Regions from separate parts of the Mus musculus genome. Here region 2 is linked to region 1. A link is a loop called in an ENCODE intact Hi-C map of the cell type or tissue named here. Cell type or tissue: gastrocnemius. All regions are shown on one strand. Each heading gives the region's core, and the rest is flanking DNA. Links, peaks and the distances in the headings are about the cores only. Region 1 holds the start of n-TKctt17 (a tRNA gene). Region 2 holds the start of Arid4a (AT rich interactive domain 4A (RBP1-like)).

Evidence for each region. Peaks named below come from ENCODE experiments on the same cell type or tissue, not always from the same donor. Only the 100,000 strongest peaks of a DNase experiment are listed, where the experiment ranks them.
Region 2: it touches region 1 in a loop (2.7-fold over the local background); 15 of 42 quality-filtered maps call a loop at or near these places.

What each region holds. Positions count from the first base shown.
Region 1 is chr12:70,964,000-70,973,886 of GRCm38, forward strand. n-TKctt17 (a tRNA gene) reads right to left here and starts at 5,193; the gene lies at 5,121-5,193. Actr10 (ARP10 actin-related protein 10) reads left to right here. Exons shown (of 13, transcript NM_019785.2): 13 at 1-719. It also overlaps a transcript of Psma3 not described here. In gastrocnemius, for the core only: CTCF peaks have their summits at 4,682 and 5,930 (motif pointing right); DNase peaks (open chromatin) are centred at 4,623, 5,185 and 6,023; H3K4me3 peaks cover 2,801 bases; H3K27ac peaks cover 3,388 bases.
Region 2 is chr12:71,010,893-71,020,779 of GRCm38, forward strand. It overlaps Arid4a (AT rich interactive domain 4A (RBP1-like)), which reads left to right and starts at 5,075. Exons shown (of 24, transcript NM_001081195.1): 1 at 5,075-5,269; 2 at 6,199-6,256; 3 at 8,482-8,592. The coding sequence starts at 6,251. It overlaps 3110056K07Rik (RIKEN cDNA 3110056K07 gene), which reads right to left and starts at 4,931. Exons shown (of 4, transcript NR_045055.1): 1 at 4,615-4,931; 2 at 3,564-3,615. In gastrocnemius, for the core only: no CTCF peak of the experiment used is centred there; DNase peaks (open chromatin) are centred at 4,482, 4,880, 5,857, 5,960 and 1 more place; H3K4me3 peaks cover 5,584 bases; H3K27ac peaks cover 5,524 bases.

The DNA.
Region 1 (9,887 bases), core at 1,249-9,248:
ATGGTCACACAAAAGCTATCAGTGTTGCTACTGATACTACTTTTGGCCCTGGAGAAAAACCATTTGGGAGAACTTTGACCTGCTTCCTAAAGAACAGGTAGTGGGAACTGGTTACTTCGGGTTATGTGAGCAGCACTCTACACTCAAGGCAAATGAGCTGGGGTGCTGGAGGTAAGAGTAATAGTAAGATGAGATCTTGCTAATCCCGACTTAAGGAGAAGTTAATCTGAATTTCATGTTAGTAATGAAATATCAGCTTGGCCGCCAAGTTTCCTAATGTGCTTTGTCCTAAAGGTGATGGTGATGTCTGTCGTCCTGAGCACATCTGTCATAGGCACTGATCGTCATTGCTTTGACACTGTTGTCATCTTCTGTCTGGAGCAGAAGCTCCTAAAGGACAGGGCTCAGTGTCTTTGACTTTGAGCATGCTAAGGCTCAGAAGAAGGTACACTGTAAATACTCAATTTACATGGACCCACTATTTCGATAACATCTTTTTTTGCAAGAAATATTTTAAGTCCCCAGTTGTGCATGCTGGCACGCATATGGAGTCTGTCAGATGTAGTATTATCCAAACCCAGGAGTTCAAGACCAACTTGGGTTCTATACTGAGATCCTGATAACACACACACACAGACACAAAACCCTCTACTCTGCATTTGTACTGATTTTGTCTTGTATTTGGATTAAGAAAATAAAAATGATCATTTAAAACGAAATCTGATTGCTCTGCAGCCTTATATAACTACCTATAAAGTGACAATCCCAAGGAACAGGTTAAGAATTTACTACTCACGGATTGTATTATGTCACCCAAAAAAGACAAGTTGGAGTCTTAACATTTAGTGCCTGCGGACGTGGCTTTACTTGGAAGCAGGATTGTAGATGTAGTCAACAAGATAACAATGTTGTGGCCCACATAGCATTGCCACAAAGCACAGGAAAACTTCCAGAGAAACAAGTTTTTACACAGATCACAAGTAAGTTTGAGTGGGCATAGTGTGGTACATGTATAATTCCAGCAATAGGGACGCTAAGGCAGGAAGATCATGAGTTTGTTGCCAGCCTGAGCTGCGTAGTGAGTTTGAGGTTGTCTAAGTAGATATCTGATTGGCCATTCATGTTTGACATTAAGAGCTGTAATTCAGACACTTGGGAGACTGAGGCATAAAAGGACTGTCGAAAGTCAAGCCTGAGCTATACAGAGAAACCATATCTCAAAAAACATGGAGCTCAGAGGTAGAGAGGAATGTCTGTGAGTTCAGGGCCTGATCTAAATATGGAATTCCAGGCCAGCCAGGGTAACCCTGTCTCTTTTTTTTTTTTATTTTTTTATTTTTTTATTTATTTTTTTTTTTTTTAATTTAAGAAAGAGAACTGGGGGCTGGGCAGGTAGCTCAGCAGTTAGAGCACTAAGATGCCCTTCTAGAAGTCCTGAGTTCAATTCCCAGCAGCCACATGGTGGCTCACAATCATCTGTAATGGGATCCAATACACTCTTCTGGTGTGTCTGAAGACAACTACAGTGTGCTCATATGTATATAATCTTTTTTTTTTTAAAGAAAAAGGAAGAGAAGTAAAAGAAAAGAGAAAAGGAAGGAAGGAAGGGAGAGATTTGAACTATCAGTAAAAAGTGAGGATTCCTAAGCAGAAAGCTAGCATTTGAAACTTGACCCCACCAAGGATATGTGTCTATCAGAAGGTCAGGGATCTGGGCCTTTTGCTGTTTCTTTTAAAACTCTGGTCAGAAATAGTGCCTCCGTTTAAGTTGCATACCGTACATAGCAGCCCCAAGACTATATAAGAAGAGTTTCTTACACATGCTCTGAGCAACTGCACCCTAGGGAAGGACAGTTCACTGGAGGAGGGCCTAGCATCACTGGAGCAGAGTTCACAGGGGGGGGGGGGTGCAAATTTAGCAAGAGGGAAAGTGAACTCATCCATGGAGCACTCCAAAGGTGGGAAGTAGGAGAAAATGACTCAAGTGGGTGGCCAATCACTGGAGTCTTCATCCAGCAACTGTTGGAGCAGATGCACCAATGGCCAAACACTAAGTGGAGCTCCAGGAACCTCACAGAGAAGGGGAGGAAGCACTGTAGGAGCCAGAGGGTTCGAGGAAACCAAAGAACACGGCCAGCAGAATCAACTAAGCAGGGCTCATAGAGACTGAAGCAACAATCACACAGCCTGCATGATCTGCCTTAGGTTCTCTGCATGTATGTCCTGGACCTGTAGCTTGGATTTCTTGAGGATCTCCTAACTGTGGGAATGGAGTGTGTGTGTCTCTCTCTGACTCTTCCACCTGCTCTTGAGACCCATTTCTTCTTACTAGGTTGCCTTGCCAGCCTTAAAGTGAGGGTTTGTGCATACTCTTATTGTACCTTGTTGGGATACCCCTGGGAAACCACTTTTCTGAAAGGAGATGGGTGGGGGGATCTTTGGTATGGGGGAGGGCGGTGAGAGGGTGATTGAAGAAGTGGAGAGAAGTGATGCTCGCTCGGGGTGTGTGGGAAGGGTGGACAGAGAGGAAACGAAGGTCAAGATGGAATATGTGAGAGACGTTTTAAAGGGGGATGGCATCAGGAGAGTATCCGTGTGGTAGAATGCCATGGACCACCCCAGTCGGCTATTGGGGTCCCTGGAATGAGGGTCCTTGAAGCTAGGTGGGTAAGGATTTGGTGGTGACAAACAGAAACAAACACAGAGGCAGTTTGAATATGAGTGTATTCTGCAGCTCTCAAGCAGGGGATTTTATACATTAAAAAACCAAACATTACATCTCTTAGAAACTATATCCGGTAAAACAATCACAGATACCAACAAAAATCATTTGGCACAGTAAAGCACAAAAATCGCTGGGCGTGCGCACGCCTTTAATCCCAGCACTCGGGAGGCAGAGGCAGGTGGATTTCTGACTTCGAGGCCACCCTGGTCTACAAAGTGAGTTCCAGGACAGCCAGGGTTATACAGAGAAACCCTGTCTCAAAAAAAAAAAAAAAAAAAAGGCACAAAAATCATACAAGCATTACAACTCTGAAACTATGTATTCAGTGAATCACAAACATCATTATAAACCATCAAAATATAACAATTCTAGTGGGGGCTGTCATCCAAGGCTAGTGGCATATTTTCAGGAGCAGGTTAATAAATCTTTAACGGTCAGTGCTCTTAACCACTGAACTAACTTTCCAGCCCCATGGTCAATTATTATTTAACATCTAGTGCCTGGTTTTTTATAATCTTCAATGTATAAATGTAAACTATTTTAATTCTTTCTAATTACGGCTTTCTTTACCATATACCAAAATCCACCTCCAATGACACACGTGTAACCATATGAAATTTTATTGTTGGGAAAGTTTTTATCATAATAGTTTTGTAAATGATTTAGGAAGTAAAGTGTTGGTTTCCCTTGGGATAAGGTCATGTTAGTGGCCCCATGGTAGGGATGGTTTTCTACCCATTATTCTTGCTTAATATCTTGGCCTAGGCTAGCTACCAGGAACATGTAAATAAGAAAAGGAATAAGAGAAAACAAAACAGATAGATTGCCATGAGAACTACAGCTCAATATTTTTTCTCCGGCAAAGAGTTCCACAACCGGTTCCAAGAAGCCCCCCCCCCCCCCTTTTGAGGTTGTTCGTCTAAGTCTGGAACTTGTCACACAGATCCTACTGGAGGTGGTGTGGCAGCGGAAGTCAGAGGAGAGGTGGATCCACAACAAAGTGATCAAATTTGTGATAGGCCAATGGTTCCGGCATGGCAATTAACTATTAGGTTTGGTAAAATGAAGATGATGGGCTTTTTGCTGACAAGTAAGGGAACAGGAGAAGGACATAAAAGTCTGACAGGAATAGTCCAGAAAACGCAAAATGTAGACCCAGCCCCGGGAAAGTGGTGAGAGATCCAAGCCCCACAGCATTAACGGACTGATGAATGCTTTTGGCTAAATTGTTTTTGCCCCTTTCTCAAAGAGCAAGCTGTCCAACCCCAAACACCCCTCTCTTGCCAAAAGGCCAATTATTAGTTATAGCTTTGTTCTTCTTTTCATCTGCTCATCACAGAAATAAGATGGTTCAACCCACACCTTTTTTCTTTTTGAGTCTAAGCCCAGGCTGGCTTCCACCTCACAACAGGTTACACTTCTGCCACCCAGCCTCTCCTGTGCTACGATTACAGGGTGTGCCACCACACCCCGCTTAGGAGACCAGAGAAGCAGGCGTGCACCTCTGTAAATTCCAGGCCGGCCTGGGCTATGTGGAGTTCCAGGACTACGTAGGCACGCCTCGGAGAGAGGAAGGGTGGGGTGGGGTGGGGATGCTTTCGGTTCGCTTTGGGATAAACAGCAGAATCTCGGCACGCTGAAGGGAAGGACCATCAGTCAGGAAATTCGATCGGTTTAGTGAAGGAGAGGAGGCCGGCCTGGAGGAAGGAGCGGGGGCCCTGAGGGACCTGGCCGCCCAGGAGCCTCTGGCGACAGTCGGTGGGCCGGGTCGCCCCGTTATCAGACGCTAAAGCAGAAGGGAGGGAGGTACTTCTGCTTCTTCCCTCACACATCCGTCAGTTCCAGGCGAGTGAGTCTCAGAGGGCAGCCCAAGGCTCCACGTCCCGAGAACTCGGGAAAGACGATGCTCGGGTGCTCCCCTCCCGCACCCCCAAAAAAGCCCTGCAGCGACCGGAGGGAGGCGGAAGTGAGCAGAGGAACCTCTGCAAATAAGGAAGTTAGTCCTTTCCATGGCTTCCCTCACCTACGTCTGTTTTGACATCCGATCTCTTGGGATTTGGAAAAACAGCCAAAATCAGCGATCACAGTTTTATTAGGAAAAAAAACAAAACAAAACAAAACAAAACAATTGAAACTATGAGAGCTAGCACTCCGAAAGCATTCTTAAGAGAGTAGTAAATTCCTGTTCCTGCTTTAAGCCCGAGCCGTGGGCGTAGGCCTGAGTTTTGGAGTGCGCAAGCGCAGTTTGAGAACTGTGTTTCCTGTAAAGATGATTAACATTGAAAGCGTTTAAATTATCTAAGTTTAGGTTAATTCATCTTAGCTGTGATAGAACTTGCAAATCTTTGACAGTAAATTTGAGTTTTTGAATGCTTTAAAGTACAAAAAGAAACACCGCCCAACGTGGGGCTCGAACCCACGACCCTGGGATTAAGAGTCCCATGCTCTACCGACTGAGCTAGCCGGGCAGATGTGATTTGGCTCCGATTTTATACCTTTTGAGAGTGTTCATCTGCAGTTGCTTCTCAGGTTTGCTTGTTTTTTTGGTCTTTGTTCTGTTCTTTTTTTTTTTTTTTTTTTTTTTTTTCTTTTACTATTTTCTGTTTCTGAAAAGAAAGTATAACCGGTAATCTGATAAAAAGTTGAAAGTATATTCTCTGAATTTGAAGCTAAGAATGCAAACTCTCACAGAAAAAAATTAATAAAATAAAGGGGGGAAAAGGCCCCCAAACAACAAACAAAACAAAAAAAAGGAAGACAGAGTTGTTAAATACTAAGAATAAGTGAGAATACGTCCTTAATTCTCATTATGACAAGCCAAGACGATGGAATATTAGCCTATGAATCCATATATATTTTGAGCTACAGGTGAATTTATCAAGGTAAGGGATTTTGCGCATTTCTGAGATGCATGTGTCTGTTTGGGGATGGCTATTAATCCTATTTTTCGGAATTGCAGGTTAAAGCCTAATTGAAAAACAAAAACGGGTAAACCTAAATTAAGGAATAGCCAAATAGTTTTTTTTTTAAAGATATCATAAACCTGAGATTGACAAACAATTTCCATAACTCTATCCATAAAACATACAAACATATAGGACGAGTCTCCTGGGATGATTTTAAAGTATAAGAGGTGTCTTGAAAGGTTTAGATTCTTTCCAAAGACGTAGTTTATGTAATGGGTATTTTGTCTGCATTTACGTCTGCGTACCAGGAGAGGGCATCGGAGCGGAACGCACGAATCTACAGTTACTGATGGCTTTGAGACGCCATGTTGGTATGAGAAATTGAGTTTAATTGCTGAGCTATATCTCTCTGAACCAATAGTTTAGGCTCTGTAAAGTAGTCCTAGGATCGGGTGTAGTGGCGCATGCCATTGAAAAACCAGCCTTTGGGAGGATCTCTGAGTTCGAGGCCAGCCTAGTTTACAGTTCCACCTCAGCTAAGTCTACACAGAAAGAAAAACCCCTAGTGAACCGAGGACCTAAAGATTTAAAAACGTTAAGCTTCGAGTGCCATAAACACTAACCCTTTCTGCCTTCACAATTCAAACTGGTTTATTAATGGCTATTTAGAACTTGGTAGATAGAATCTGGAGGTACTCTTTATCTTTTGCAAATAATTTATTTATAGGTGGCGTGAGGTAGCTCAGGCCTGTAATTCTAACATTCAAGAGGCAGAGGTAGGAGAATTGCTAGATCTTTTCTTAAAACAAATAATGAGCCAAATATTTAAAGCAGCAGGACGTGGTGGCACTGACATGGTGGCACTGACATGGGCTTTGTTCCCTGTTCTGCTGAGGAAGAAACAAACAGATCTCTAAGAGTTCAAAGCCAGCTGGGTCTACATAGGAAATTTCAGGCCAGTCAGGGTTGCACATTGAGATCCTGTTTCAAAAGAAGAATTATAAAGCCGGGCAGTGGTGGCGGGCTCGCCTTTAATCCTAGCACTTGGGAGGCAGAGGCAGGCAGATTTCTGAGTCCGAGGCCAGCCTGATCTACAGAGTGAGTTCCAGGACAGCCAGGGCTATACAGAGAAACCCTGTCTGGAAAAACAAAAACAAACAAACAAAAAAAAGGTAAAATTATAGTAATAACTACTTTAAAGATAATTGGATGTGTATAAAATATAACAGTACCTATTTTGATAAAGTTATTGAGTATTATAGAACCACTGTTTAAGTGATTTGTTAAAATCATATTACCTACTTTTTGCAAAGCTCTGTTAGTTGCTGGGCCTTGAAAGTTCATCACCCTACAATAAAGAAGTGTAAAGCCTTACCCATTTCACAAGTACTACTTCTAGAAGTCATTTGAAATAACTTTGAAAACAAACAAACAAACAAACCCATTTAAGTCTTGTACGGAATCAAGCAAATGTGCAAAGGACCTCAGCTTTCACCTCAGAGCCTTCCTCTAAGATACAAGGTAAAGCAATAATCCAACTGCCACGGAAGCAGGACGAGACCCCACACTGTCCGGGGATTGATGCAGCCGATACAGAGGCACTCAAGTGCTGTGCACTGCACACAAGCAGTAAATTATGTAGATGTTTAGCTGGATACTTAAAATTTGTAGAAGTTATAGTTCATCTTTGAGGTGAGCCCTCCTGTAAAGATGGCCTTAAATCAGAACCCCCCAGGAAAGAACTACAGCTACAGTGCTTTATTGCTATTGATTTGGGAGTTTGTCATTATTATTTTTATTATTGTTGTTGGTTTTTGAGACAGGGTTGTCCTGTGTAAGAGCCCTGGCTGTCCTAGAACTTGATTTGTAGTCAAGGATCGGCTTGAACTCACAGAGATTCGCCTTCCTCTGCCTCCAATGTACTGGGATTAAAAGGTGTGTGCCACTATTGGCCGGTCTCATGGTCTCATTTGTTTTTGTTTTTGTTTTTGTTTTTGTTTTTGTTTGTGTGTGTTTTTAAGACAAAATTGTGTTATCTAGGCTAGCCTGAAATTCAAGAGATCTTCCTGCCTCGGCCTCCCACATATGAGATTGCAGGCCCATGCCACAACACTAAAATAGTACTAAAGAACTTTAATCAGAATTAGGGAAGTGTTTTCTCCAAGTAAATTCACATCTTTTACTTAGCCATTCGTTCAGGAATAAAGTATAATCACTATTCACAGTGTTTTCTCAGCAGGAAGGAGGAACAACGGAATTTCTGCTCTCCCCTTCCCTTCGGCATCCAGTTACCCAGTAAACCTACAGATCTGAAATCCATTCACACATGTCCTTGTTACTGCTCTAGTCCAAACCATTCTTCATTCCTAATCATCTACAAAGATGCAATAGCGTTCCAGTTATGCCTGCGTTTCCCCATCTATCAGGGAGAAACAAGAGATGGTCTAAAAAGTTAAACCAAACCATGTCAATTAGCTGCTTAAGAAAGGTCTGATAGCTCCACAGTAGAAAACTAATAAGGTGAATGAAATGATGGACTGTCTACATTTAGCAACTATGGGCATAAGGACATGTTCAAATAGCAATCCTCAGACATTAAAATTAATGAGTAAAAAGGTAAAGAATAGCAAGATGTTTACCTACTCCCAACTTATCATCACATAGTTTCCAATTACAATTATAAACGAAAATGCAGAAACAATAGAGAAACTTTAGAGACATTAAAATGATCGTTATTAGTAATAGAATAGATTGTCCACACCATTTACCTCCTGCTACAACACTCTGACATGAATGCAAACTAATGGTGTAGTAGTATTCCCACTGGAAGTGAAGCACTTGACATGAAAAGAAGTCAGAAAAACTAAATTAATGAATATCCGGTTTGTTTGATTGTTTGGTTTTTTTTTTGTTTGTTTGTTTGTTTTTTGAGACAGGATTTCTCTATGTAAGTAGCTATGGCTGTCCTGGAACTTGTTCTGTTGACCAGACTGTCCCAGAACTCAAGAGATGTGCCTGCCTCTGGCTCAGAGTGCTGAAATAAAAGGTATGTGCCAATACAGATTTTTTTAAGATTTATTTTTATTACTTTTAATGTGTGTGTGTGTGTGTGTGTGTGTGTGTGCTGCCTAACCTGGGTGCTGTGACTCAAACACAGGTCCTCCAGAGGAGCAGCCCATGCTTTTAATTGCTGGGGCATCTATCCAGTCTCAGCATTAACATCTCCTAAGAATACAAAGATTGTAAACGCTGAGGTTGATGGCATGGCTCAAGGGTTAAGAGCAAAGAAACTCACAGCCACTTGTAACTCCAGTTCCAGGAGATTCAAAGTCACCCTCTGTTCTCTGTGGTCACCTGTTCTCACGTGCACACTTCCTCCCCTCAAACATGTAAAAATAATAAAAATACTACTACTAAGCAACCCTTTTTCCACACTCGGAGGGAGGCTGAAACACAACGAATGAAATGTGTGCTGTTGGTTTTTCTTTTCTTTTTCCTTTTTTTTCTTATGAAAGACATTACCTAGGCTTGGAGTGATAAACCAGGGTTGTAATTCCATCTTTAGGTAGAGGCTGAAAGATTAGGAGTTCAGTGCCATCTTTGGCCAGCCTAAGATACTTGAGACTGCTTCAACAAAACAACGAACCAAAATAAAGTTGATTGATAGTGGGTTTTTAAAAATGTGTTTTTATTGATGTTTGTTTTGTTTTCTTTTTAGACAGGGCTCTTATATTGCAAGCTGGCCTCCCGTCCCTGCCTTCTGCATCACCCTGCTGGAAAATATTTTCTAGCTATATAAAATAAAAGTCTCCAGATATTTATTTATTTTGTTTTTTTGAGACAGGGTTTTTCTGTATAGCCCTGGCTGTCCTGGAACTCACTTTGTAGACCAGATTGACCTCGAACTCAGAAATCCGCCTGCCTCTGCCTCCCGAGTACTGGGATTAAAGGCGTGTGCCACCACGCTCGGCTCAGATATATTTTTTTAAATAAAAATATTTCTAACGTTGTATTTACAATTGGGATTTAAAATCCACCCACCACTAGGTCAGGTTCCATGCCCACTCCTTTGATTTATCTGTTGCCCTCCCTCCACTTAATACTTAAGATCATAACCTGATAGTTGTTAGAATGAGCCGAGCAACTGGAGTCCCCCAAGCCACCTTAGCCTTTCCTAACGCTAAGTCTCATAATCTTCCTAGTAGGAATGAAGATATTCTAAAGAAGCTCTTGTGCTCCTCTTTTTGATAAGACTC
Region 2 (9,887 bases), core at 620-8,619, 46 kb after region 1:
AGCCTTTTTAGAACTTAAGGCAGAGGCCCATTAAAATCCTGAAAAAGTATTTTTCAAACTCTATAAAATGAAATTCCTGTCAAATTTCATTTCCTTAGGTACCTTTGGGGTTACTCCCAGCAGGCAATGGAGCTTGATTACACAAAGAACAAGCAGGACAATTATTTCTAATTTCCTTGGCTTGTCACCAGGTTACAGAAAAGTTTTTCTTTAAACTTCTACTACTTATATAATGCCTTTTATAAAAACCTGAAGTTTCTAATACATTTCCTATTAATAACTAGTCTACAGATTTCTTGGTGCCAACGGTCCTGGCAAACCCATATGAGACTGAGCATGGATTATATATAATGGACAGTCTGTTTCCAATCACCTGTTGTAGTTGTATAAAAAACAAAGTTAACTCTGAATCATCTGGATTAAGTTCAGCAGTTTATATATACTAAACAAGTATTGACAGTAAGTGACTATGTTAAGTGATTCTGGAAAATCTAATAGAGCCATGAGAGTTGCGTATAGTTTTGATATCTTTACTTCCATCTCCTGACTTATAATCCACCATTCCTAACTTACTGGCATCTAGATAAAAGGTAGGGGGTTTAGAAACTGGTGTTCCTCTTACTGTACTCAGAAGGATCCAATTAGTTCTTTTTATAATCTGAAGTTGCTTGCTTTTTGAGGTATTTGTTATTAATTTCTATCAAAAAAAACTAATATACAGTCTTTGCCAATCTTTACTGATTACCCATGAGGTAATTTCGGCATTAGTATATGACATTATAATCTCTGCTGGGTCTGTTACTAATTGAACAAATCTTATTCTTTACAATCATTCAGAAATCTTTTCTATATAGGTTTTAAACTTTTTATTGTTTATGTGCTAAAAATATCTACTTTAAGATATTAACTTCTCTCTGCAGACGTAAGAATTCCTGTGGGAGAATGAGCAGAAGGCAAAATAACCGATTTAAAAGATCCTCTAATTTCTGGTCTACCACTTATAACCTAGCATTCCACATCGGGACTCTCCTTATCTACATTGGCTTCCTGTTAATGTGAGGGACAAGGACAAAGAGATTTCCTTTCTTCTGATCTTTCTTAGAGAGAGTACAATAAAGTGTGATTGTTACAGAACCTATTGTAACTAGCTCAATGATGACAACTAAAACCAAACCATTAGTTCTGGTGGCCTCTGTAAGCCATATTACCTCCAAAGTGCTGGATGATAGGTTTGCATTACCAGGCCCCTCTGATCTATTCTTGGGTTTTCTCAATCTTCTTATTATGTGTACAGTGAGCACATGTGAGCACACAGGGCACTGAAGCCCAGAGACGGATGATGTCATGTGTCTTCCTGTATCACTTGCCATTCTTTTTTAGAACATGTTTCCCTAATACTATTAAGCTCATTGACAGGTCACACCGGGTGGCCAATGAGGTCCAAGGGAGCCTTCTGCCTCTGCTCACCAAGGAATGGAGGTACAGGCATGCCTTGCATCCAGCTTTGTATATGCATAGTGGGGAGTCGAACTAAGGGCCTCATTATGGGTCAGCAAGACTTATACCCACTAAGCCATATCCTTAGCCTAAAATCTATATACTATTAACAATTAAAAATCAGATAAATTGTAATATTAAAAATTGGAAGACCAAGATAAGATGTTTAAACATTTTCAGAAAAGAATTGCTGTTAGATGTAGTACATTATCTTATTATTTCATTTACTTTATATACAAATACACATATAATTCATGTTTATACACATACAAAGTACAAAATGATTAAGAGTGATTCAAAATAGTTTGCCTTTTGCAAACAGTCTCAAACTAGAGAAGAGCCAAATGATTATCAAAGCAGTAGGGTGACAATTTTATGTAAATTGTCCTATAAGGCTAGCAAAGTCCTGCTGGGATCTACTCATGGGAGGCTTTAAAGAAGACTCCAAGGACTTGTTTTTAGTAACCTGAAATGTCACTTTCTGTGTAGCAAAATGTTGCAATGTAGTAATGCCTCAACTGCCAAAATACAAAATAAAATCTTTTGAGAAACTACTAAGTTTCCAATATGTATAGCTTGAAGATTTGACAGTTCTGCCATGTGCAGAAGGGCTAAGACCTGCAGGCCTCACTAGATGGGAAGCCGAGGTAGGAGACTTAGCGCCTTGAGTTCTGGGCCAGCCTAGGGAACAGGAGGAGGAAGAAGCAACTCCATCTGTACACATACATACACAAGAACAAATACATACACACGGCACACACAACTGCAGAAGGCTTTTTCATTCTCTCTTCTGAAAATCTATTCCAAACAAGAGCCAGGGATGTCAAATAAAACCAAGAAGCCTCAAAATGTTAGCCACGGATGTTAGTTTTTAGGCATAGCATTTTGTAAAATCACAGAAAAACAAATAGGAAAGCTCTCTAGAATTAAGATGGATGGGGCTAAGAGTAGTAGTTCACTGGAGGTCACCTGCCTGTCATGCTGCCCAAGGGTCTGCATTCATTTGCAGCAAACCAAAGCTTAAATCATGATTCATCTATCCCAGATAGCCATGGAATGTGCTTTAGAAACTACTTCTGAGGGCCCTAATGTTTTTCTCAGGAAAAAAAAAAAAGGTAACAAAATGAACACATCTGCATTTTTTCTCACATCTGCATTTTTTCTCACATCTGTATCTTTAGAAGAAAAGTCACTTAAAAACACAGTCTCAATCCCATGAACACAGAATAAACTTTATTATCTATTTTGGTGGAGAGACTGTAAGAGATTTTTATTTTTCATTACTTTTCAAATGCACACTGGCATATATATAAAACTTGATAGTGGAATGATATGTGGGCGATTACCACCAGGGAGAATCAGCAGTATACATATAATTTTCTTTTTTCTTTCTTTCTTTCTTTTTTTTTTTTTTTTGGTTTTTGTTTTTTTCCAGATAGGGTTTCTCTGTGTAGCCCTGGCTGTTCTGGAACTCACTCTATAGATCAGGCTGGCCTCAAACTCAAAAATTTACCTGCCTTTGCTTCCCAAGTGCTAGAATTAAAGGTGTGCGCCACTACTGCCTGGCTAATTTTCTTAAAAAATAAAACTACAACAGAAAGCCAAAATTCTTCCTGCCTAAATACTCACTAATCAGACCTTTCTCAAGAGACTTTTAAATCAGAGTGGTGAACAAAATCAAGAAAATGTTAAGATTCTGACTTAAGACACTGAGTGTTAAAAAGTCTAAGAATCAAAGCTGGGTGGGCATGGTGTGCTGTGGAGCTGAAGCAGGGACGGCAGTTCAAGGTCATGAGCTTGGACTACCAAAATCCTGTCTCCAAAAACCAGAGTCCAGAAAGGAGGAGCCCAGAATGGGTGAGCTTGAATATTAGGGATGCTTTTTATCTGTGGCTTTCTCTAGGGTATAACATCAGGAAGCTAATTAAACCGACTCATTTGAAAGCTTGAACTAACAAAACATCTTCAACAACCAGTCACGTAGCCTAGTATTTGGCTCTAGTCTACAGAAAATCTCAGCACACACCTGTCCCAAGTCACAAGATTTCAAAAGACACAGGACTCACCTCTGTGATACTTTGGGTTGTCATGGAGGTGTCTGTTGTCTTCAGCACAACTCTAGAAAAACAAACAAAAATCCTCAACTGTTTACTCAACCATTTTCTAGTTTTGTGCATCACCAAAACTAAGCAGATTTTAAAAAGATAGACATGACTTAGTAAAACTACCAAAATACACTTCACAATCTTAACAAATTTTGAAAAAACAAAAACAACAAATATTAACTAGTTGATATGGCGTTAGTTCAGACGTACTCAACTGTGCAATTTACTGGGGTTAACATTTCACATTTTAATTTAGGGCATAAGCTGTTGCCCAATTGTTAAGTTTTGTGTCATTTAACAAGACAATGTGCTGACGACAGAATCCATGTCTATCTGGTCCAGAAAACCCTTTCATCTAAGAAACTGTCGTTCCTTCCTGAAGCATTAATACTTTCTTCGAAAAAATAGTATAGTATTCGCCTCATGCAGTGACAAGAGTCGCTTGTCTAAGGTCATAGTGGCAGCAGCGTCTGTCCTGGCAGGCACATTCCTCAGCATTCCGAAAGCCGGGGCTTCCACGTTTCCTCCAAGCTTCACAGTTGGAGGAAATAACTCTTCTTCCCCACGCAAGACGTTTCTAGAAACCACACCTCCTCCGTCTTTTACCAAGGTGGCTGCCACCTTGGGCCCCTGGTGTCTGCAGACCGCAACCCAGCTTCCGAAATGCAATGTCAAAGGGAGACAGAGCTATGCCGGGAGGAAGGGGGGGGGGTGTCAGTAAAATCCCGCCATCCCGAGTGAAGGGGCGCAAAGGGCCGCTTACTCACCTACACGTGCGCCCCCGACCTCGCCCCCTTCCTCCACGCCCCCCCAGCCACGCTCCGCCGCCGGCGGACAGCGGCTCCCATGGCCGCCCTCGCTTCCGGTGCTCCCAGCGCTGCGCCACCCCCGAGGCCACCCGACACCGGGAGCCTCCGACAGACCTCTCGGACGACTCCGTGACTCCTCCACCCTTCGCTAGGCGTTGTCCTGGAGGGAAGGGTAAGCCGGTGCCACACTGAAATAAACCTACCCGAGAGAGTCCGCGTCCTTCCCTCCAGACACAGAAAATGGGATAGAGCTGCGGGCTGCTGCTGCCGGGACAAAATGGCGCCGGGGAACCGGTTAGGCGCAGGCGCCTGGGGAAGAGCCGGCTCCGCCCCCGTGAAAAACCCTGGCTGCAGTTCTGGATTCCGTTTCCATGGGACACGCCACCGCCCAATCCTCGTGCGGAACTGCTCTTCCTGACCCCTTGTTCTCCAATCAGTGTTCAGTCAAGCACATCCGGAGTCGGCTCCTCCAATCAAATTTTTGGGCTCTCTTACTCAATCCTCTATCCTCCAATAACGTGCGTGTTCGGATACAGCCAATCAGAAGTGGAAGCTATCCTACCTGCTGTTTTCCGCACCAATCATGGAAGTTTCCCAGCTACATCCAATGAGAAAGGCAGACAGCGAGCTCCAATCCGAAGCTATTCGGCGTCATGAGCAGCCAATAGGAGTTCGTGTAGAAGCGAGTCTGCTCAACAGCTTGTTATTTGGTGGATTGTGGCAGTAAATCGGGGCGAGTGGGGGAACCCGGCGCAGGAACTGCCGCTGCGGCCGGGAGCGGTGCTGCCCGGACGGGGACCCACGGCGATCAGTGGGGCGGCAGACTGGAGAGCTGACAGCGCTCTGCACCCGCAGTAGGTAGGTAGTCAGCGGGGGCCGCTGAATGGGCAAAGCGGCGGGAGCAGCTGCTGCCGCGATGGGGTCCCGGTGCAGTTGGGAGCTCCGCAGGCTGAGAGGGGGATGCAGGGCGGGCTGTGCCCGGGGCGCCGGGCAGCGATCGGGTCCTGGAGTCGCGGCGGCAACTGCGGGCACGACCGCCTCCGCCGCCTCCCCGGGAAAATGGCTGTGGGGCTGGCCGCGCCGCTAAGTTTGCTTTGGAGGAGCGGGCTGCCGGGAGAACCGGCCCCCAACTCTGCTGTGCTTCTTTGGCGAGGACCCGCTGCTGGACCGCGGAGATCGGGGTGCCCGCGCCTCTCCGGGCTGTACAAAAAGTTGAGGCGGGCGCGGGAGGAGACGGCCGCTGCGGCGGTGCGGCTCGCTCCCCTCCCACACCCTGTCCTGCCGCCTCCCCGCCCCGCGCCTCCCCCGCCGGGTCCCCCCGCGCCGGCCGCCGCCGCAGGCCGCCGCCCCTGCCCCCCGGGTGAAGGAGCGCTTCTCCTTCCTGACATGGTGCAGAGCGGAGGCAGGAGAGCAATGGCGCCGTGACACTCCGTTGCCGCCGCCGCGGGCCGGGCCGGGGCGGGCCAAGGGGGCCGAGCGGCGGAGGCGGGGCGCGCGCTAGAGTCGGGGCCCGGCGGGGCGCGGACCCGGGAGGCCGGGGCGCAGGGGGCTGCGAGTGGCCGACGAGGCGGGGGCGCGGTGGGCCGGCCGGCCGGGCAGGGGCGGGACGCGCTGCCCTTTGGCGCGCGTGGGGCTCACTGCCCGCCAGGCTTTGGCTGCCCGACGGGGGTCTGTCCCGGGGGCCGCGGAGCTCGGCCCCTCCCCGCCTGCATTTGTTTACTTTCTTTCCGGGTCTCACCCCGCCTTGGACTGATCCTCTGCCTCTCTTTTCCCTGCTTTGGCTCTAGCGCCCGGGAAGAGAACTCGAGGAAGCTGGAACCCCACAGGTCACCAGTCAAGATGAAGGTAAGTGGAGCCAACTCTTCTTCTTAGCCTTGTGCCCCGGACGCTGCCAGTCCGGAGGCTGCAGTTGTGGAATGGCAGCTTTTTGTTACTTAGAATTGATTTCTTTACTAAGAAGCACTTTAAGGAAAATGACATGTGAATGGGTGAGGGGTGTGTGTGTGTGTGTGTGCGTGTTCGAATGTGTGTGTGTGTGTGTGTGTATAAATGCAGGCGGTCCAACACTCTCTAGCAGTTAGCACTTTGAGAAGATCGGTGCAGTCTTTCGATTTTCAAACACTTCAGTGTCAAAAACACCTTTCAAGAAGAAAAGCTTTTGTCCTGCTTTGGTTTTTGCAAGGTTTTTTTGTTTTGCTTTGCTTTTGCTTTCTTTAAAACCTATACTTCCCCCTTTCCACTACCAATGCCATTTTCTAAAAGACATGTTATGTAGCTTGAGTAAGAGAGATAGTTCTGTATATTTTTGGGGAAAGAAAGTAAACTAAGGTGATGACAATATTTAGATTGATTAGTTCAGTCTTCATAATATATATCTTAAAACGTGGATTCTATGTGTAGCTTTTGAAGCTTCCTAATCTTACAAACATCAGTGGCAGCCTGCTTGAAGGGAAAGAAAGCTTTCATAACATTCCTCAGAATTCGGTAGGATACTGTGGCTCTTGTTTGTTTCTGGTCAGATACTTACCAAAAAGTATTCCTCTTCATTTTTTATTCTTTTTAAGTAGACTGACATTTAAACGTGCATGATTAACGTTGTACTTAGTGTTCGGTGTGTGTGTGCGTGTGTGTAAATAGAAAATATATAGTTGTTTTTGTTTCGGTTATTTTGAAACAGTATACTTTACCCGGGCTAGCCTGGAACTCACGATGTAGACTCTCAAGGCTGACCTTGAACTCCCTTGACGTCCTCCTGCGTCTGCCCAAGTGCTGGCAGGATGAGCATGCTATACCATTGCCTGACTCGGTTTAAGTATATTACTTTCTGAAATTCTCAAACTTCCTCTTATATATTTTTTTTTATTTTGGAGTGACACAACTTCCTTTAATATAACTTGGGAAAATGAAAATTTGTTTCCTACTTAAAATATTTAAAGTTAACATTGATATCTTTGTACATATAATGTTGAATTGGTTGCATGATACATACAGCTTTTGAATTAGGTAACATCACAGACTGAAATAGCAGTTGTCTGTTACTCTCAAGATTAAAATGATGTATAAATGGAAGTTTCTTACATATTTCAATGTATAATTCTGATCATGACTATTTCCTGTAAATGGGTGTTTTCTTTCTTTTCTTTCTTTCTTTCTTTCTTTCTTTCTTTCTTTTTTTAATTGTTTTGTTTTCCATGATATCTCTATGTAACAGAGAACATGCTGGCATAGAATTTAAAGAGATCTTGTTGCCTCTGCCTCCACCTCCTACCATGCCCAGCTACTAATGTCTAAATAAAAATTATTTTAAGTATACTGAGATCAAAGCTGTAAACTAGAAAAGGCTGCAGCCTTTAGCTATCAGTTTTCATCTGTTGAACTTAGATTTAAACCTTTCATTTGCAACCTTCAGCCAAAGCAATTTTGGAAAGAGGTTTCTTAGTTTCTTGTGTCTAGAGATACATTGTATCAAAAGATAATGGCTTAGCCAGGCTTGCTGGCCCTGGCCTGTAATCCCAGTATTTAGGAGGCAGAGACAGCCTGCACCTTGTCCCAAAACCCCAAAGCAAACAAAAGAAGATGTTACTTTCCTAAGCTGTCTCACTAAGCATTTAATTATGTATTGTTAATATTAACTTTGTAGCAGTATTTCTCTTTAACCTAGAAAATAGAATCACCTGGGGGCCCCAAACTAATAAAATTTATGAGACATTCATTATAAATACATTTCTTCTGTTTATTTCTTTCTATCTCTTATATATTAAACTGTAGAATTTTTTAAAACATGTACTTCAAAAAAAACAAAAAACAAAAAACAAAAAACAAAAACAAAACCCTTTTTTTCCTACTGGTAGTTCCCAGTTACAACTTTTCCGTCATCAGGAAATGAGTACGTAAAATGAAATAGTGTTAATAAGTTGTTTGCTTTAGGAGGATTTTGCAAATTATTATTTGTTGTTAAGCAAATAATTTCAATGTTCTAGTGACTTTAGATGTAGTTCCTTTTGGTGCTGTTAGAGGTCGGGTAAAGGCGACCAGTAGTGATGTTTGGCATCTCTGTTCTTTCTTCACAGGCGGCAGATGAGCCTGCCTACCTGACAGTGGGAACTGATGTCAGTGCCAAGTACCGAGGGGCCTTCTGTGAGGCAAAGATCAAGACTGTGAAAAGGCTGGTGAAAGTCAAGGTAAATGCGCGAAGGCTTTGTAAGACAGCCCAGGCTTGTCTGGCTGTTTGTCTCTGAGGACACAAAGCGGGTTATTTGGTGTACTTCGAGTGACAGAAGGCAGAGTAGGGACAAGAGTCACTCCTGTTGTGCAGCAGGCTCAGTACATTGAAAAGATTACAGTTCATGGTAGCCCAGAGGGAAAGGTTGAACATTGTCAGCTTTCTGTTGAATCAGTGCTGGGGCAAGTATCATTGCATACTAAACTGAAAGAGTGTATTAAGAACTGAAAAATAAAGAACTCGAGCTGAGAAATGATTCCAGATGGCTTCATTTCAGGATACCAAGGTGTGATGCTTGTGTTATTTGGATCATTCCTGTTTGTAGGAGTGTACTTGGGCTATAATTTGGTGTCTCCCTTTCCTAATCAGATAATGACAGTTTCAGTGATTAGGAAGAACAAAGAAGTAAAATTATGTTTTCAAGATAACATTAAAAATGATTCATGGAGTTGACGCGCGTGTGTGCACGTGTGTGTGTGTGTGTGTGTGTGTGTGTGTGTCTGACTTTTTTTAGACAATTTCTGGTGACCATCCTGCCTTTGCCTCCTGAGTGTTGGGATTACAGGCGTCAGCCTCTATGGTTGGCCAAGGCGCTGATTTTTAAGACCAGGGAAAGCTAAAGTTAATAAATACATTTCCAGTAGAATTAGGAAATACAGAAAAGGATGGGTGGATAAAGACCTGCAACTTTTGAGAAATCTGTTTACACATTGTTTTCCTATAAATCTTTTTTTTTTTTTCTTTTTGAGATAGGGGTCTCATGTAGCCCAGCACAGTCTCAGCCTCACTAAGCATCTGAGAATGAGTTTGAACTTGATCCTCTTGCTTCCATTCCCAAGTGCTAGGATCATAGGCTGAGGCAGCACGCTGGTTTTTACAGCATTGATGGTAGGATTCAGCTTCGTTCATGTCAGACACCCTTTACCACGTGAGCCACATCGCTAGCCCCTGTCTGCTGTTCTGCATACTCTGCTAATGTAGGTACAAGAGCATCTTCATGTATATAACTATTCTTAACATTGTAAAGCCATAAAAGATGATTCGTGAAAGTCCTTGATAACTCTGCACACACTGTCTACAGTCTTCCACACTGTGTTGTGCTCGTCATTGTATGATTGTTAGTATTATTATAATCATGTTTCTACAGTTTGTGATATGCTCTACTCAGGTACATATTTGATTTCATTTATTTATTTAAGATTTGTTTATTATATTTGTAGCAGTCTCCTGCATGTATACACCTACAGACCAGAA